4 separate regions of the Homo sapiens genome follow, and regions 2, 3 and 4 are each linked to region 1. A link is a contact called in ENCODE Hi-C or POLR2A ChIA-PET data. All regions are on one chromosome and are shown on one strand. The core of a region is the stretch at or near the end of the contact, and the rest is flanking DNA. Distances in the headings are between cores, read along the strand shown.

Region 1 (2,857 bases), core at 92-2,591:
AGACTCTGTGTCAAAAAAAAAAAAAAAAGTTCTTACCTCTTGTTAAGTATATCTGTTATGTAATTGATTGTATAACTTTTAGCTGTATCATTGCTCTTGTTCTATTAACCTTATGTCTAAAAAGCAAATGATGTACACTGTACTTTCCTGGCCAAAAAAAACCCCACAAAAAACAAATAAGAGAACCATTGTGAAAGTGGTTTTCAAACTATCAAGTGTAGGAAATGGTATTATCATAATGTGTACCTTATCTTATGTTCCCTCATTTAGAAAGAAATCCCTGCCCTCTACCCTTTGAGTGGGAGACACCTTTAGCAGATTTGAACTGGGTTTTTACCCTGGCATGTCTTTAGGCAAGTTTTGTAGTGACTGCAGGCTATTTCTTTGGAATATTTAGGGTCTGCTTGAGGCTGGCTTGGAACTTGGCCAGTGCTTTCCATAGAGGTGCAACACTGTACATGTAAAAAGAAAATAGATCAGAATCTCCTGTAGCTGTGCTGTCTCGTTCCTCAGCTAAAGGTCATTCTTAATCCTTCTATAGCTCCCAGAATGCTGTATGCAGTGGTTTTTTAAATGCGCCAGGGAGGAAATGGCATCTATAAAGCAAAGCAGGAAACAACCTCTTCACAGGAGCAAGAGACCACAAATGTTCCAGAATTCCATTTAAAACACTGCAAAGATGAGTTCTAGGGAAACTTATGGTCATGTTTTTCCCATAGTTAAATTTTGGAACTATATTCCTGGGTAGGATTATGGCTGGGACTTTAACCATCAGCCTTCTGTAAAAGGGAATGAAGAAAGAGGCAAGTCCATGAACCAGTGTCACCACGGACGCAGAGGATGGTATTAACCATGGCTGGGGAGTTCCCACTAAACCCAGGGACCACCAAGCTGAGATCAATGTGAGACTAACTGCTTCTCAGAAACATAGAAATCAAAAGCAACACTGAGAATGTCACACTCAGACTGTTGTGAAGCACATGGCATTGAACACTGAGAATCCGTGGGCCTGACCTGCAGAGCTGACTCCTTTCCTTAGCAGCCCCATTTCTCAGGAGGAGCAGCAAACCCCCACCTCCAGTAGAAGCCAACCAAGTCCATTTCCCATAGCCACTGGCAGCCCCTTAATCACTGAGTATTTTCCACAGGCTGGACTACATAGAACTTACCCATTCAGAGAAGGGGTTATTTCAAAACTAAAAGTAAATTTGTTCTCTGAATATGATCTCATTTCCACATTTCCTAAGCTTACCAGCAGCTTGAGTTTCCTTTTTTCTATTCATAGCAGTTCCTTCATCTACTTTTGACTCAACCCTTATCAAAGCAGGTATAGTTCCCTCAGACATTTGTCTGGAAAAACCATGTAAGTGACTCAACAACAAACAACTAAGGAAGCATGAGCACTGCTGTATCATCTTTTTGGTTTAGTATCCTTTATTTTCTAGAAGTGATGCTTTTGTATCTAGCTTCTTTGTATGTATTAGCTAATAGAACAAAAACAGAAAAATATTTACATATATATATTTTACACAAATATATATGTATATATATAAAATGTGTTGGCCAACACCCTTATAATTTACTGCATAAGTTGTACACATTAAAAGAAAAAAAAGATAGCAATGTCTCCTTTAAAAGTTATGCCAAAATTAAAACCCATGCCACTTGAAAAGGTTAAAGCATACTATTTCTAACACCTATTAAACTTCTTTGCTTTCTTAAAACATTCTGTACAGATACTGCCTAACTGTGGAAATCAGTACATCCTTTTCCTCTTTTTAGCCCCTAAAATAAAACTAGCTCCCTCAAGCCAAAAAAAAAAAAGAGGTAGGTTTTGTTTTGATTTCTTCTTATGTGGTATCTCAGCTCATGCTGAGGAAGTGGCTGCAAACGTGTTCACTGTGCCCACACTGTGGTTCCCCAGGCTTGGGGCTGGGGGATGAAGTTTTGTGAAACTTGGTTTAGCCTGGGCTTATTTTGGTGCCTGAGCCCAAATATTTCTTGCCTCTTTCTGCTCCTACTCTCATGCCACTTTTCATTCTTTATTTCTTTTCTTTCTTTTTTTTTTTTTTTCTTTTTTTGGAGACAGAGTTTTGCTCTGTCACCCAGGCTGGAGTGCAGTGGCATGATGTCGGATCACTGCAACCTCCACTTCCTGAGTTCAAGCGATCCTCCTGCCTACAGGTGCATGCCACCATGCCTGGCTAATTTTTTTGTATTTTTAGTAGAGCTGGGGTTTCACCATGTTGGCCAGGCTGGTCTCAAACACCTGACCTCAGGTGATCCTCCCACCTCAGCCTCCCAAGTAGCTGGAATTACAGGTGTGTGCCACCATGCCCAGTTTTGTTTTGTTTTGTTTTGTTTTTTTGAGGGAGCAGGTCTCGCTATGTTGCCAAGGCTGGTCTTGAACTCCTGGCCTCAGCCTCCCAAAGTGTTGGGATTGCAGGCGTGAGCCACCATGCCCAGCCTCACACCACATCTTGATGTGGGCCTTAGCTTATTTTTATGTAGCTGTTAGCCCACTTTTGTACTTGCCTTCTCAGCTTCCCTCAAGGGGCCTAGAAGGCATCAAAGTCAAGACAACTCTAAAAGTTTATTTTGACAAATAGTCTAAAGCCATGACTATCTGTTGTAGAAATATCTGGTCACTTTAGCAAAAACACAAAGCAAATATACATTGGCTGTAGATCTCACATGAATTTTATCATTTCTTGCCATTAAGCTTATGCTATAGAAGCCTGCCAGTTGGGGACAAGCTGTGAAATTTGGGTTTTATAAGCAGATATACCAGGAAGGTACAGGTGATACTGTTCTTTTTAGTTCTTGTGATTGTCCTTTGGGCCAGTAGCAAAGAAGC
Region 2 (2,857 bases), core at 125-2,624, 240 kb before region 1:
ATGTACTAAATATCTGTTAAATGCTATACACTCTGCTATCTATATATTTTACATGGGCCATTTCTCTTGTAATTGTTGCGATAACCCCATGAGACAGATACTACAGAACCCATTTTACATATGAGCAAACTGAGTGTAACACATTGTGAGTCACTTGCTTGAGGTCACACCACTAGTACATACCTTAAACAAGAATCCAAACTGACTCAGAAACTTGAGCAGAGAAAACAGCATTGCAAAGCATGTGGCTAGTTTTGGGAAACTGGAGAGCTCAATGTGATTAGAACACAGATCAGTCTAGAAAGATGAGGTCTTAGGGGCCCTGCAACCAGTAACTATATCTTAGACAGGCAACTCCATTACGCTTCTCCCAGGCAGAAAGCCTCTTATGGCCTGCTGCTTCAGTGGGTATTATTTAGTAAGCATAGTCTTCCTTCATTAAATCATGAAATCAGCAGTAGAGGTTTCTTAACATGTGGTTCAATGATCATATGTGTCAGAAGCCCTGGAAAATTTGTTAGAAATACAGATTTTCAAGGTACCACACAAGTCTATAGAATCAGAACCTCTTTGACCCGTAAACACTCCTTTTTAGTAACCTTTTCACGAGTTTCCTATATTCACCAAAGTTTGAGAGCCTCAGTGGTGGCAGATTTACTCAGAACTCTTCCTCTCTGGGCTCCAAGAGCTGAGCTCTCAAACTTCAATGTACATACAAATCCCCTGGGAATCCTTTTAAGAATCAGATTCTGATTCAGTGGGTTGGAGGGATAAGAGGACTGAATTCTGCCAGGTGTTGTAGACATTGCTGGTCCACAGACCACTCTAGGGGTCACAGGGTTGTAGAATATCCCACCCAGATTTCTTCTCTGCTTCTACTATCTCTCCTGCTCTTGTTTGTCTCCAGAATACTTTTCCTTGCCCAGGTTTAGTGCACCTTAAAACAACCTTCTATTTACTTACTGCCTAAAAATGTTTTACCTTTGCTGAGAGAAGATGATCAAACTGTTTTTATTTTCATACACTTATTGTTGAAAAATGGTACTTTAAAAAACATGTTTCTTGGCTCTCTGAAATTCTAGAAGAGCCTAAGAGGTCAGGCTAGTAGTATAAAAAATAGAGGGACTGATGATGACAAAAGTGTGAAAAATGAACTTTCTTTTGTGATATAATGCACATAGTCATCTGGATCAATTAACATTTTCTTCAACACACTCTTTTAAATAACATAACGAAACTAACAGCCCTGCCATCTCTGGAGTCATCAAGGATTGACTAAGGAGGAGTCTTAGTCAGAATAAATCTCCTTATTTAGAACTTAAAAACCTGAGCTCTCTGGTCTCCTGTGCAGACATGCTCTGGAAGCCTCTCCTTACTGGCACTCCTGCAAGGAAAGAGCTGTGTACAACCAGCTGCCAAGGCTTCAGCTCCCTGGCACCAGGCAATGGCAAAAGCCACTCCAGCTGAAAGGCGTCTTTTGCCCTCTGGGTGAGAATGGCTGCTTTAGAAAATGGCCTTAAGTTCCTAATGGCACTAAGTTCCTAAAACTTTCTTTTTTCTCTGAGCTATCATATTTTCAAAGCATTAATCCTTGCAAAGGTGCAAGACTCCCACTTTATATTTTGCAGTGCATTTCCTAATGTGTGTCTACTAACCTGGACTCATTCCTGGCTTTGCAATTCAGTTACTTTATCTTGTGGTTCAAACACTTCTGTTTGTTGTTCCCACTTAATTCAGATAAATTAAATAGGCACTTTCAGGAAGGGGTTGGATTACCCACTCTCTATAAAATAGACAGGCCTGCATGCCAAGGATTACCTAGAGACAATTTATTTGATTTGGTGCATTTTAGGTGAAGGACATAATTTGGTCTCAAATTCCACATCTTTGCCCTGAAGTCTTAGTTCTAAGACTAAAAGAAACCACCAATCCAATTTCTAGCCTGCTGTTAAGAAGCATGCTGTCAATGTAGAGATAAATCAATACTTTGAAACAAAACTTAAGACTTTCTTTGGTACTTAATAAGCCCTTCTAGATGGGATCAACCATCTATGGGAGAAACCAAGGAGGATTCTAAACAAATTTGGGAAATACAGATGGTCCCTGACATAATTTTTTAACTTGACTATGGTGCACAAGTGATGTGCATTCAATAGAAAGAGATATGATATTATCTCTCTCCATCTCCCGCCATGCTGGACAGCAGCAATGAACCACAGTTCCCAGTCAGCCGCATGATCATGAGGGTAAACAACCTACACTCTACATTGTACTATGTTGTCACATGATTTTGTCCAGTTGTTGGCTAACATAAATGTTCTGAGCACATTTCAGCTCATCATAGCTAGGCTAAGCTATGCTATTTGGTAGCTGAGGTGTATTAAATGCATTTTCCATTTATACAATATTTTCAACTTAACAATGGGTTTATCAGGATGTAACCCATTTGTAAGTGAAGGAACATCTCTAAATATAGTTCAATTTTCTCTCGTTTCTGCTTCCCTCTTCATGACTTACCCCAGTTATTCATTTAATATTTTTTCTTTAATAGCAACTATGTATTATACACAGTTAGGATATATATATGTAACTTTAAATAAGTCAAATACAGTCCCTGCTCTCACAAAATTTATCCTCCTAGTGGAGGATATGGGAGTAAGCAATCACAATATAATAGGTTCCATTTTTTATTTACAGTAATTGCCAACCAATCTTTGCCATGATTTGATGTTTACTTTCACTCAGTAGGTTCCAGTTTACAAGGCTGGTTATTACTTCCCAGGCAGGATCACTATGCCTGCAATTTGTATAGCTGCTAGGGGACAAAATGGAGTCCTGAATTAGGTAATATATTCCC
Region 3 (2,857 bases), core at 204-2,703, 160 kb after region 1:
CTGTTACAAACCAGTCTAAAAAAAGGTCTGGGACATGGGTTTTTGTTTTTGCTGGGAGTGGGAGAATCAACAGGAAAACCAACTAAAACAAATTGAAAAATTAAGTAAATTGTCTGGGAACAAATGTATGCATGCATAATCTATATATGTAAACAACACCCACTTGCAAACTTAATAGGAGAATATATTTCACTTACAGTAATAACAAAAAGGATAAAATCTCTTGGAATGCAGCTAACAGGAAATGCATGAGATCTATATGAAGAAAACTTTAAACATTGATAAAAAAAGCAATTAAAAAAACTGAACATGGAAAAGGCATTCCCTGTTTGTTCTAGTTACTATTAAGATAACAAATAAAATTATCCTAAAGTTTAGGGGCTTAAAACAGCCATTTCATTTTACTGACAAATTCTGTGGGTCAGAGGTTAGACAGAACACAATAGGAATGGCTTTTATCGGCTCCATGATGTCTGGGGCCTCAGGTGGGAAAACTCAAATGACTTGTGGTGATTCAACATCTTCAAGTGGCCCAGTGACTCAGGCTGGAATCATCCTGAGGCACCTTCACTTTCTTGTCTGACAGTTGATGCTTGCGGTTGGCTAGGACTTCAGCTGGGGCTGATAACCAGATGCCCTACACACACCCTGCCCTTGCATTCCTCACAGCATAGAGGCCTCAGGGTAGTTGGACATCTTACATGGTGGCTCAGGGGGTACAGAAGTGAGTGTGCCAGTGAACAAGGAGAAAGTTGCATCACTTTTTACAACCTAGTCTTAGAATTCACACAGTGTCACTTCAGCTGCATTCTACCAGTTACAACTCAGAGACAAGATGGCTCAGGTTAAAGGGGCGAGGACATAGACCCCATTTCTTAATGAGAGGAGTATCAAGGCCACATTGTGGGATAGGAAATATTGTTGCAGCATCTTTGGAAAACGTAATCTGACATGCATGTTCTTGGATGAAACAGCTTGCCATCATTTGAATCTCAATTTTTTATTAGTTAATATATAAATCTTATGTGAATGTCCCCACGCCCAACTTACATGTAATTGTTGTCCAGTACTTTAGCATTCTTTTTTTTAACTGTAAAACTTAGTCATTTATGGAGTCCCGGCCTTGCAAGGGTTGGAGCCCCCTCCAGTGCATGCTGAAAAATTTTTCTCTTGGTTTCTCAGAGGATTATGGAGTCCGCCTTAAGAAAGGCAAGCTCCGGACACTCTGTAAAGTAGAATGGCCCAAGTTTGGAGTTGGGTGGCCCTCTGAAGGGTCATTGAATCCTACAATTGTTCAAGCCGTGTGGCGGGTTGTTACCCAAGCTCCCGGCTATCCTAATCAGGTTCCCTGTAAAAATCAATGGTTAAGTTTGGTCAGGAATCCTCCTCCATGGCTCCGTTCATGCGCCATTCACAATTCCACCTCCAAAGTCCTCCTGAGCCAGGCCGCGTTTTCGCCTCAACCCTCTGCCGGTTCGGCTCCCCCTGTACTGCCTCCCTCTGAAGAAGAGGAGAGTCTCCCTCACCCAGTCCCACCGCCTTACAACCAACTTGCTCCCTTAGGGTCGTCCCATATCTCCTTGACGACGTCCCCTGTGGGCTCGCCACCCATTGCCTCTCGACTGCGGCCGCGGCGGGAGGAAGCAGCCCCTCTACTACCACTGAGAGAGGCACAAGTCCCTCCGGGTGATGAGCGCTCAGCCCCCTTCTTGGTTTATGTCCCTTTTTCTACTTCTGACTTGTATAATTGGAAAACCCAAAATCCTGCCTTCTCTGAAAAGCCCCAGGCTTTGACCTCACTGTTGGAGTCCATACTCCAGACCCATCGGCCCACCTGGGATGACTGCCAACCGCTCCTTTTAACTCTCTTTACCTCTGAGGAGAGGGAGCGTATCTGGAGAGAGGCCAGAAAGCACTTCCTTGCATCAGCCAATAGACCGGAGGAGGAAGCTAGAGACCTCCTTGAGAAGGTCTTTTCCTCTACCCGGCCTAACTGGGACCCAAATTCCTCAAGTGGAACGAGAACTTTGGACGATTTTCACTGGTATCTCCTCACGGGTATTAAGGGAGCCGCTCGGAAACCCATAAACTTGTCTAAGGCGACTGAAGTCATCCAGGGGCCCGATGAGTCACCAGGAGCGTTTTTAGAGCACCTCCGGGAGGCTTATCGGATTTACACCCCTTTTGACCCGGCGGCCCCCGAAAATAGCCGTGCTCTTAATTTGGCATTTGTGGCTCAGGCAGCCCCAGATATTAAAAGAAAACTCCAAAAACTGGAGGGATTTGCTGGAATGAATATCAGTCAGCTTTTAGAAATAGCCCAAAAGGTTTTTGACAACCAAGAGTTTGAAAAACAAAAACAAGCAACACAGGCAGCTGAAAAGGCTGCTGATAAAGCATTCAAAGGACAAACAAAAATCTTAGTGGCGGCTATCCAAGAGGTACAGAATGAAATGGCCCGTTAATTTGGACAGACACAGAAGAACAGGCTTTTCGAAACCTGAAAAAGGCATTAACTGAAGCCTCTGCTTTAGCCCTCCCTAATATCTCAAAGCCGTTTCACCTGTTTGTCCATGAAAGCCAGGGAGTTGCTAAAGGGGTGCTTACTCAGACTTTAGGACCCTGGAGACGCCCAGTGGCCTATTTATCTAAGAGACTGGATCCCGTGGCCTCTGGATGGCCAAGTTGCCTGCGAGCAGTAGCAGCTACAGCAAGCCTAGTCCAAGAGGCTGATAAGTTAACTCTGGGCCAAAATTTAACCCTTACAACTCCTCATGCCATAGAGACTTTACTTCAAAGTGCTTCTGGCAAATGGATGTCAAATGCTCGCATCCTGCAGTATCAGTTTACTGTTAGA
Region 4 (2,857 bases), core at 223-2,722, 140 kb after region 1:
TTCTCCCTTAATCAAACACTCAAGAATCGGACTATAATTTATCCACTTCACTACTATTTTGTTCAATTATTACAAATTTTAATTTTTTAAAAGTTTTCCAAACAACATTAGTAATGTTATTTCTGATTTATGAGTCACTAAGACAAATGGCTAACACATAAAGAGTATTTGCATTATTAAAATTAAGTTTTCAGAGATCAATTAATAGTGCTATAAATGAGTCATTTAAAATTAACTCCCAGTCCCTGTCTTTTCCTCCGCTTTCCAGAGGAACTATTTCTGAACTGTCCCAGTGAAAAGTATTTTTGCCTGTGTTGAGCTTTGAGAGGGATGTATTTTTAGAACACCAATATTACACTATCACCCATAGGGTAGACATAAAAAAACACTGCTTTTTGCTGATGAAACTTAGTGACCCCGTCCCTTGGAGTTGGCACATTCAACTGTCTGCTGCCTACCAAGGGTCAACCCACAGTCGTGAAGTGTACCAGTAAGTGCTCCACATTCCCACTGGGGCCTTCTATCTTCCTAAGAGTGTTCTCTGACAGGGCTGTTCCCTGCCCAGTGAAACAAAGGACCAAAGATTTTCTCAAAAATGTTTAAAAATTTGACCCATGTAACGCGGACACTCCACACTCACGGAAGTGGGCAGAAGGGGGAGGGGGAAAAAAAAGGAAAGAAAAGCTTCTTCAGCCTCAGCGCGGAGCAGCTGCTCTTCCTTACCCAGACGGGACAGTCGTGGACCACCAGCTTGACATTCCCAAACGCACTGGCCTGATACTCGGTGAACACCGGACGCGCGACCGTGCTGGCCGCGTTCAGCAACAAGCTGCTCTCGTCCCCGGAGACCAGAGGGCTTCTCCCCAGGTAAGTGCGGATAAGCCCCGACGGCCGGTTGTCCTGGTGGAATGTGTCCCCCTCGTTCCCCAGCGCCACGATGTGGATGGACCTGCACGGACAGAGGGGGCGAGGGGAGAAGGGAAGCACGGTCAGCGCGCGGGTCTCTCCTCGGAACAGGAAGTGCGGGGGACAGCGCGCGGCGAGGATGGGCACCAGCCCCTGTCCCTGGGGCGCACGGCACGCGCTGGAGAGAGACAATGGCAGGACGGCGGCGCGTACGTACATGATCTCAAATCCAAGGGCAGGGCGGCGACTCGGAGAAAAGCAGCGGCTCACGGCTTCGCGGGGCCCCCGGGCGGCGAGTTCACCCGCAATCCGCTCATCCCCGGCCGCGTCCCCCTCGCGCGCCTCCACCGCGGCGGGGCCGACGCAGAGCGGGGCCGGGGCCGCGCCAGCCAGCGAGCGAGCCGGGGACCAGGGCGGGCTAGCGGGCGGGGGATAAGCTGCCGCTACTCAGGGAGTGCCCGGGAACATCGCCGGGCGCGGGACCGCCGCACAGCCCCAAGTGGACGCAGCTGACCGCAGTCCCCTCTCCGCCGCGCCTCCTCGGCTGGCAGCTGTCGCCTCCTGCTGCCGCTGCCGCTGCTCCTCCTCCTCTAAGCAGAGAAGGGGGGTCGGGGAGATCGGGGCCTCCGCCCCCTCAGCGGACCGGGCGCAGCACGTGCCAGCCCCGGGGGTCGGGCGGATGCGGGGGACGCGCTCCCCGCGGAGGCCCCGGGAGCTCCGGTGGCGGCGGCTGGACACAAAGGAGCCGCCCGCGCGGGGCGCCGCGGAATATAAATTAATAAATACAACGCCCCAGCCCGAGAGCTCCCAGCCGCCAATCCGCCTGCAGCAAGTTTGTTCAACTCGCAAGGCCGTAACCAGAGCCAGGAAAGGGGGGTGGGGCGATGGGGCCCCCGCTCACTCCGGACTGGAAAAAGGAGGTTAGGGAAGCTAGGGATTCCAGCCCGAGTGCCGCCCCAGCAACCCGATTTCCCCCCCTCTTGGCCTTGACCGAAAGTGCTTTACCACGTCTGCCGCTTTCTCATTTGTCAACATGCGCTACAGCTGTTTTCTAAAATCATACTTGTGAGAAAAAATAAAGGCAACATTCATGCTGCTGCAGAAAGAGTTCTTTGTTCACACACCAATTAATTTGCTAATGTCGCCTTGGGGGGATTATTTACTATTTCAAGCTATATTTAGCGTATTTTACCGAAAACTTCAGGATTTTAAATGCTGGGATTTTTAGTGTGATCGTTTTTAAAGGAAGTTATGTATGGGGGTTTAACGTGTTGGTAAGTTAAATGCCAGTTTACTTGGAGATTTTTCTGTACACGTTATGGCCACATATTTAATAATAGCTCCGCAGACCAACTGAAAACATAATCACGTAAATGCAAAGATACTTTAGATTCTTTCATAATAATGCACTGAAGTAAAGGCTATGAATATCCCTAACGTGCTTCAAACTACCTCGATACAAACGAACACTGGGATCCACTTACTAACACCAAAATGGGCCAGGGATTACTCTGGGGTTAGACTCCTCCATACAGTATTAAAATTCTAACCAGTACCTTACTCTGTGTTGAAAAGAGTTCTTGCTTATCCTTTTATCTGTTTATTTTTCCCTTCTGTAAAATTGGACTGTTTCTTTTCTCAGCTGAGCTATTTTGAGGGTATGAAAGAGGGGGTATTGAGTAGGGCAGTAAAAAAACTAGGGCAACAGCTTTTTATTATGGGCCCTTATTGCTCGGTTGAAAGTAGTTTAATAGTTTCTCGTGCTCAGAGAGGATATAATGGGAGATATTCTTTATGTGGTCACTGTTTTTTTTTTTAATCTAATTTCCCTTTGCATTTTCTACGATTTCTCTTTGAGTCTCTAGAACCTAAACCATCCTTAAAAATTCCAGCATGCAAGATCACTTTTTCTCTTGGGTTAATAGAAAATATATTTTCTCATCAGTCTTTT

The links. A loop is a pair of places that touch in the nucleus more often than their neighbours do. ChIA-PET counts read pairs that join two places held with the same protein, here RNA polymerase II (POLR2A). Pooled maps may share reads with other maps.
Region 2: a loop to region 1 is called in a pooled map, with 8 times the contacts of the local background. The contact joins two enhancer-like sites. A Hi-C loop is called at or near these places in 4 of 168 maps with a recorded cell type or tissue (Caco-2, HepG2, cardiac septum and 1 more) and 9 of 50 pooled maps. POLR2A ChIA-PET finds 5 or more read pairs at or near these places in 3 of 52 experiments (HepG2, activated CD4-positive, alpha-beta T cell and naive thymus-derived CD4-positive, alpha-beta T cell).
Region 3: a pooled map shows a loop between it and region 1 (4-fold over the local background). The contact joins two enhancer-like sites. A Hi-C loop is called at or near these places in 5 of 50 pooled maps. POLR2A ChIA-PET finds 5 or more read pairs at or near these places in 2 of 52 experiments (BJ and GM12878).
Region 4: a loop to region 1 is called in a pooled map, with 2.8 times the contacts of the local background. The contact joins the promoter of RHOBTB3 here to the enhancer-like site in region 1. A Hi-C loop is called at or near these places in 4 of 50 pooled maps. POLR2A ChIA-PET finds 5 or more read pairs at or near these places in 3 of 52 experiments (BJ, GM12878 and MCF 10A).

What each region holds. Positions count from the first base shown.
Region 1 is chr5:95,868,660-95,871,516 of GRCh38, reverse strand. The region is part of intron 1 of LOC105379091 (a long non-coding RNA gene); the gene reads right to left. Among named protein-coding and RNA genes, the nearest start is that of LINC01554, 18 kb to the right of the region's middle. Within about 2 kb of position 1,341, at least 7 of the 41 ENCODE cell types and tissues checked have a DNase peak (open chromatin) inside an H3K27ac peak, as active enhancers do; they include GM12878, where a contact is called at or near this core.
Region 2 is chr5:96,112,233-96,115,089 of GRCh38, reverse strand. All of the region lies in intron 1 of LOC101929710 (a long non-coding RNA gene), which reads right to left. It also overlaps a transcript of CAST not described here. Among named protein-coding and RNA genes, the nearest start is that of MIR583, 35 kb to the right of the region's middle. Within about 2 kb of position 1,374, at least 3 of the 41 ENCODE cell types and tissues checked have a DNase peak (open chromatin) inside an H3K27ac peak, as active enhancers do.
Region 3 is chr5:95,710,334-95,713,190 of GRCh38, reverse strand. It overlaps a transcript of SPATA9 not described here. Among named protein-coding and RNA genes, the nearest start is that of RHOBTB3, 20 kb to the left of the region's middle. Within about 2 kb of position 1,453, at least 13 of the 41 ENCODE cell types and tissues checked have a DNase peak (open chromatin) inside an H3K27ac peak, as active enhancers do.
Region 4 is chr5:95,729,951-95,732,807 of GRCh38, reverse strand. RHOBTB3 (Rho related BTB domain containing 3) reads right to left here and starts at 1,472. Exons shown (of 12, transcript NM_014899.4): 1 at 1,124-1,472; 2 at 724-949. The coding sequence starts at 1,125. It also overlaps a transcript of SPATA9 not described here. RefSeq lists silencers at 1,110-1,489, 1,550-1,679 and an enhancer at 1,840-2,049.